Regions from separate parts of the Homo sapiens genome. Here region 1 is linked to region 2. Evidence: read pairs that join two places in POLR2A ChIA-PET (ENCODE). Cell type or tissue: GM12878. All regions are shown on one strand. Links, peaks and the distances in the headings refer to the core of each region. The heading gives the core; the rest is flanking DNA.

What was found. Peaks named below come from ENCODE experiments on the same cell type or tissue, not always from the same donor. Only the 100,000 strongest peaks of a DNase experiment are listed, where the experiment ranks them.
Region 1: POLR2A ChIA-PET joins it to region 2 with 6 read pairs; 8 of 35 experiments call an interaction of 5 or more read pairs at or near these places.

What each region holds. Positions count from the first base shown.
Region 1 is chr1:100,376,394-100,379,208 of GRCh38, forward strand. It overlaps CDC14A (cell division cycle 14A), which reads left to right. Exons shown (of 16, transcript NM_003672.4): 3 at 1,153-1,228. Among named protein-coding and RNA genes, the nearest start is that of CDC14A, 25 kb to the left of the region's middle. In GM12878, for the core only: no CTCF peak of the experiment used is centred there; a DNase peak (open chromatin) is centred at 1,349.
Region 2 is chr1:100,451,257-100,454,071 of GRCh38, forward strand. All of the region lies in intron 7 of CDC14A (cell division cycle 14A), which reads left to right. Among named protein-coding and RNA genes, the nearest start is that of GPR88, 85 kb to the right of the region's middle. In GM12878, for the core only: no CTCF peak of the experiment used is centred there; a DNase peak (open chromatin) is centred at 1,576; H3K27ac peaks cover 642 bases.

The DNA.
Region 1 (2,815 bases), core at 249-2,748, 75 kb before region 2:
GCTTGTTTGATATATCAGAATTAAATATTTATTTGTTGGCCTACTGTGATTGAGAGATTTAATGCCTGAGTGACTGGGAGAAGCAAAGTGTTTTTTTGTCTGGAGGGATGATGTGAAGGAAAGATGGGTTGAGTTTTAGATATTTTGAGTTCCAGGTGACGGAAGGGCCTGTAGATGGTGGACCCAGCAGGTAGCCGAGATGGAGAAGACTGACACTGGCTCTCAAGTGGAAGAGACATCACTTTTCCATAGGGTCGTCAGTTAAATTCATGATGTTGGCTAAGAGAGAAGATCTACAGATTGATGACTGTATCCTGGAGATGTTAGGGGATGAAGAGAGGGGGAGGAGCCAGTGTGTCTTATAATACAGAAAGTTCATGGAGAACGAAAACTGAAAAAATACCACTGGATTTAAGATACTTGAGAATTGTGAGCTATGTTTGAGAGGAATAGTTGGAATCCAAAGTACACAAGTAAGATTATGACTAAAATATATGATAAAGAAATAAAAGCAAGTAGTACAGGCCATGTACTTGTTATATTCCTGTTGGTTCTTTCTTTGCCTGTTCTTTAGTGTGTTTACTTAAATGGTCTGGCAGGCAGATAAAAGGAGGTGGAACTTAAAACTGTCCAATTAGTTCTGTTTTTTTTTTTTTTGCGATGGAGTTTCACTCTTGTTGCCCAGGCTGGAGTGCAGTGGTGCGATCTCTGGCTCACCGCAACCTCCACCTCCACCTCCCGGGTTCAAGTGATTCTCCTGCCTCAGCCTCTCGAGTAGCTGGGATTATAGGCAAGCACCACACTGCCTGGCTAATTTTGTATTTTTAGTAGAGATGGGGTTTCTCCATGTTGGTCAGGCTGGTCTCGAACACCTGACCTCAGGCAGTCTGCCTGCCCCAGCCTCCCAAAGTGCTGGGATTACAGGCATAAGCCACCGCGCCCGGCCACTAGTTCCCTATTAAGAGACTAGTTAGAGTAACTAGAGGGCATTAGGACGAAACCATTAGTTATTTGGATTATACCATGGATCAGATTAGTTATAAGATAATTGAAATTTGATTGTAAATTTAATGAAATTAAAGATGAACATTGATGTTACTGAAAATTATACTTTGACTAAATACTACGTTTTTTGTTTTTCTTGTATCTTAGTTTCTATGCAGATTTTGGACCGCTGAACTTGGCAATGGTGTACAGATATTGCTGCAAACTAAACAAGAAACTAAAAGTGAGTATTGTAGTGATATTTATAATTTGGAATTAAAACATTTGAACCATAGGATCTGCTCAGTGGGGTTGGTGTGCACAAAACATTTAGTCAGGTGATCTTGATCTCTGGAAATTTATGTGAGTAGTTCACCTAGAGTTTGAAAGTGATCCTCCTGATTATACCACAAAGGACATGTTAACCTCTTTCAGTTTTCAGAATGAATTGCAATATGAGCTGAATGAAGTCACTGGAATAGTGATCTAAGAAAGAAAGCACAAATCCTTTTAGGCTGTTGTTAATGAGTCTCTATCAAATTCCCTCCTAGGATAATTTTTCTGAAACCTTCAGATATGCCTGTAGACCCTGTTTCCAAGTGATGAACAGGGCTTATCATGGCTGGAGCTGTGTGCATAACATTTTCTGTTTGGTCAAGATTGAAATTTTTTGCATGTTTCTTAAATGTTCTGTGTAGTTAACAGCCAGGTGAGATTGATGAACCAGCAGCAACAGAGAATGGAATTTACCTGAGATGATAGAATTCTGGTCATACATTTAGTATTCATCTATAGTTTTGATTTCACATGGGTATCTGGTTTCCTTTTCTGTACTTTTATGTGGATTTTGGCATGTGGCTTTTTTTTTCTTCTTCAAGCATATGAGGAAACTCATCTATATACCTAGTTTTAGTAAACTTATTTTATCACACAGAAAGCAATATTTATCTCCTTGTCTTCCAATTTCTAAATGAAGATCTTTACTATTTCAGTTTGAAAGACAAAATGCTATACAGAGGACTCTTAAGGATAAATACTAAATTATATTGCTCAGGTATTTTGCTCTTTCTGCTGGGTAAAATGTTACTGGTGTTACATAGTACAATGCCTTGGACATATTAACTGTTCTGTGATTATTTTTTGATTTGATTGGTTTTTAATGAACTTAGGTATAAAAAGCAGTCTGATAGAGAATTTCCTGTAGAATATGTTGTATCCTTATGAATTTACAAATTTTTGCCATTGATTTCAAAGTGAGAGGTGGACATGGAATTATACCAAAAAGAATCAATAATCATATAACATATTAGGTTGGTGCAAAAGCAATTGTGGTTTTTATAATTACTTTTAATGTTAAAAACCACAATTACTTTTGAACCAACATAATAAAATCTGTTTTACTCAACTTTTGTAGGAATTAACTTACAAAGTTGTCTGACTTGAAAAGATACATGTAAATTCCTTTAATTAAGCCAGATCTGTTTTTAAGAAAAGAAGCCAGTATTTTAGAAAGTAAAATAGAGGTTTTTGCAATCACCTAGGAAGTAAATAATATCCTTTTTATAGAAAATGAACTTTTAATGGCTGAGTAAACAAGAAAAGGATAATTAATAAATAATGGAAGTCTATTTTTTTCTTTTGAAGACCAAGGAATTTCTTTGCTGTCTTGATTAGTCATTAGTATGTAGTTGGTATGAATTGGGTATTATAATTAATCTGGGAACCGAGTACTATCTAGGGTAGCCAAAGAGAAAGGAGTCATTATCAGGAAAGTAAAATCACTGGTCTGACTCAGTGTTCTACTTATAGCAGTTGCAGAAGAGTAGATGGG
Region 2 (2,815 bases), core at 186-2,685:
ACCAGCAGAGGTGTTCACTGATCTGGACTTTTGGAATGGGCCTCCACATGTTTTCCAACCCCACTGTCTCCCTGCTGTAGCTGATGCTAGCAGAGGTGAAGCAGTCATCCACATGGGACACTCCTCTTTTGCTCCACCACACCGTCTCCCTCAAAAGCAAGTCTAAATTAATAATCTAGAGTTTGATTATTATTTAAAGCCAGATGGCATGTCAACTTAAACCAAATAATTCAAATATTTACTTTGCTTTAAGCTCATAAAGTGCCTGTCCTTACAGCATATTTGCATTTATGTAATACAACTATACTGTCAACACTGTTTTGTTGTTTTAGAAGTTAGGGAAATATAAAGAAGGCACTTTTTAAATGAATTTTAAAATGCCACTGTGGTTCTACCTTATTAAATTTCAAAATAGTCTTTGTGTCACTGTCATTCCTCTTACATACTTTTAGTATCGCATGTTCAAAGTGTAATGTGACTTTTTCTTTAATGGATAAAACGAAGATGAAAATAACATCTACCTCATAGGGTTGCTATGAGAAGTAAGTTGTATAGAATACACTAGTGTTTAACACAGAGTCAGTGGTATCCACATATTTGCTGCCATTTTTGTTACTGTTATTTGTCATTCCCACCTGCCTTTGGACTCTGTAAAAGCATAGAGAATGCTTTTTATTATTTTATGTTTGACACCAAGTTACAGTCCTTGATATATAATAAAGGCTCAGCAAATGTCTAAATGAATGTTGAATTGCGCTTCAAAACTGTTTCTGCATGTTTTCCTAGAAAACACATCTGTTGATATAGGAAATCAACCTTGTAATCGTCAACCTCAAAGACTATCTTTTCTATCTTATTGTAGGTTTGTTACAGTAGTAAAAAGGTCAAATAGTTTTCAGTGTTTGGACAGAAAAATGTATTTGTGACCATTACTATAGAGTCACAAATGCATTTCTTAGAAATCATAAAAATTGGCCGGGTGCAGTGGCTCATGCCTGTAATCCCAGCACTTTGGGAGGCTGAGGTGGGTGGATCATGAGGTCAGGAGTTCGAGACCAGCCTGGCCAACATGGTGAAACCCGGTCTCTACTAAAAATACAAAAAAATTAGTCGGGCCTGGTGGTGTGTGCCTGTAATCCCAGCTACTTGGGAGGCTAAAGCAGGAGAATTGCTTGAACCCGGAGGCAGAGGTTGCAGTGAGCTGAGATCGCACCGTTGCACTCCAGCCTGGGCAACAGAATGCAACTCCATCTCCAGATAAAAAAAAGGAATTGTAAAAATTCATGTTTTTTAGTCAAATTATATTTTGAGTGCACCAGGAGAGTGAGTTATTCAAAAGAAAGCTGTGAATCTTTTGTAGATTGGAGAATCCTATAGCACAGTGAATAACAACACCTAAATGTATCACTTTCAGGAATTCAGATTTTTTTATTTTGGATTTTTCTTACAGTGAAGAACATCTATAGTTTTTTTTGCATAGTATTTGGTAGGTAGTAGGCTTTAGATCAGAAGTGGTAATATCATACTCTTGCCTCATCCTTGCTTAGGTATTTGTTTACAAAATGTGGTAGGGTTGGAAAGTACCTTAAGTTCCTGTCTGATCTAGATTTCTTTGAAGTGTATGTGTGTGTTTAATTAGAAAAACCAACTTGGGTCATATAAAGTATTTTATTATTGATAAACATTGACATTTGTATAATTCACTATGAATAAAGGCACAAATATTAACTTTGGAAGACTACCAAAGTAAGCGTATATTATATTAGGTCAGTTAAAAGCTGTAACTTCCTTATTAATTTTTTCTCAGATTTAGGTCTAAGACCTAAATCTTTTTGTTTATTCCATCAGCCTTATCCTGGCTGCTGAATATAACCCAATATTATCTACTATTTATCTTTTTGGGTAGGAGGATTTGCAAACATATTCTTTTGGTTCTGTGAATGAATGTATCTTAGGGATCCCCTTGCCTCTCTCCATATGATTAATTATAAAAGGTTGCTATTTAACCAAATGGATTTCTGTAATCCAAATAAGCAGATATTGCAGAGCGTATTTATCTAACCTACTTGGTGGTCAAGGATACAGAAATAGTGACCGTAGAAACCTGTTTTCTTTTATTGTTCATAAAGAATTGGTTTTAGTCTCTTGATGATTAGTGCATACCTTTATTCTTGGATTTTCAAATACTGTGTTAAGCTTAATAATTACTTGAGAGATATTGGATAATTAATTTGAGACTTTTATTTAAACAAGCAAATTTTAATTGCCATAATTAGATTCTTTATTTAAGTTGTTATAAATAGAAGCTATGCTTGAGGTTTAATTTCACATGTGCAATCATAACACTCAGGGTTTCTTAGATTTTACTTAGGGCATTTTGGATATTTTTTTTATTTCCTTTGAGACAGAGTCTCACTCTGTGGCCCAAGCTGGAGTGCAATGGTGCAAACTCGGCTCACTGCAACCTTCATCGCTGGGGCTCAAGCAGTTCTCCTGCCTCAGCCTCCCAAGTAGCTGGGACTACAGGCACACACCACCACACCTGGTTAATTTTTTTGTATTTTTAGTAGAGACGGGGTTTCACCATGTTGCCCTGGGTGGTCTTGCACTCCTGAGCTCAGGTGATTCACCTGCATTGGCCTCCCAAAGTGCTGGGATTACAGGCGCGAGCCGCCACGCCCAGCTGGAGATATTATGTTTATTACAACTAGATTAAATGCAGTTCAGATGTTTATAAGATGGTATGCACAGTTTCACATATAACTTTTTATAACTGGGAAAAAAATCTGCATTAAAAAATGACAATTATATTTTA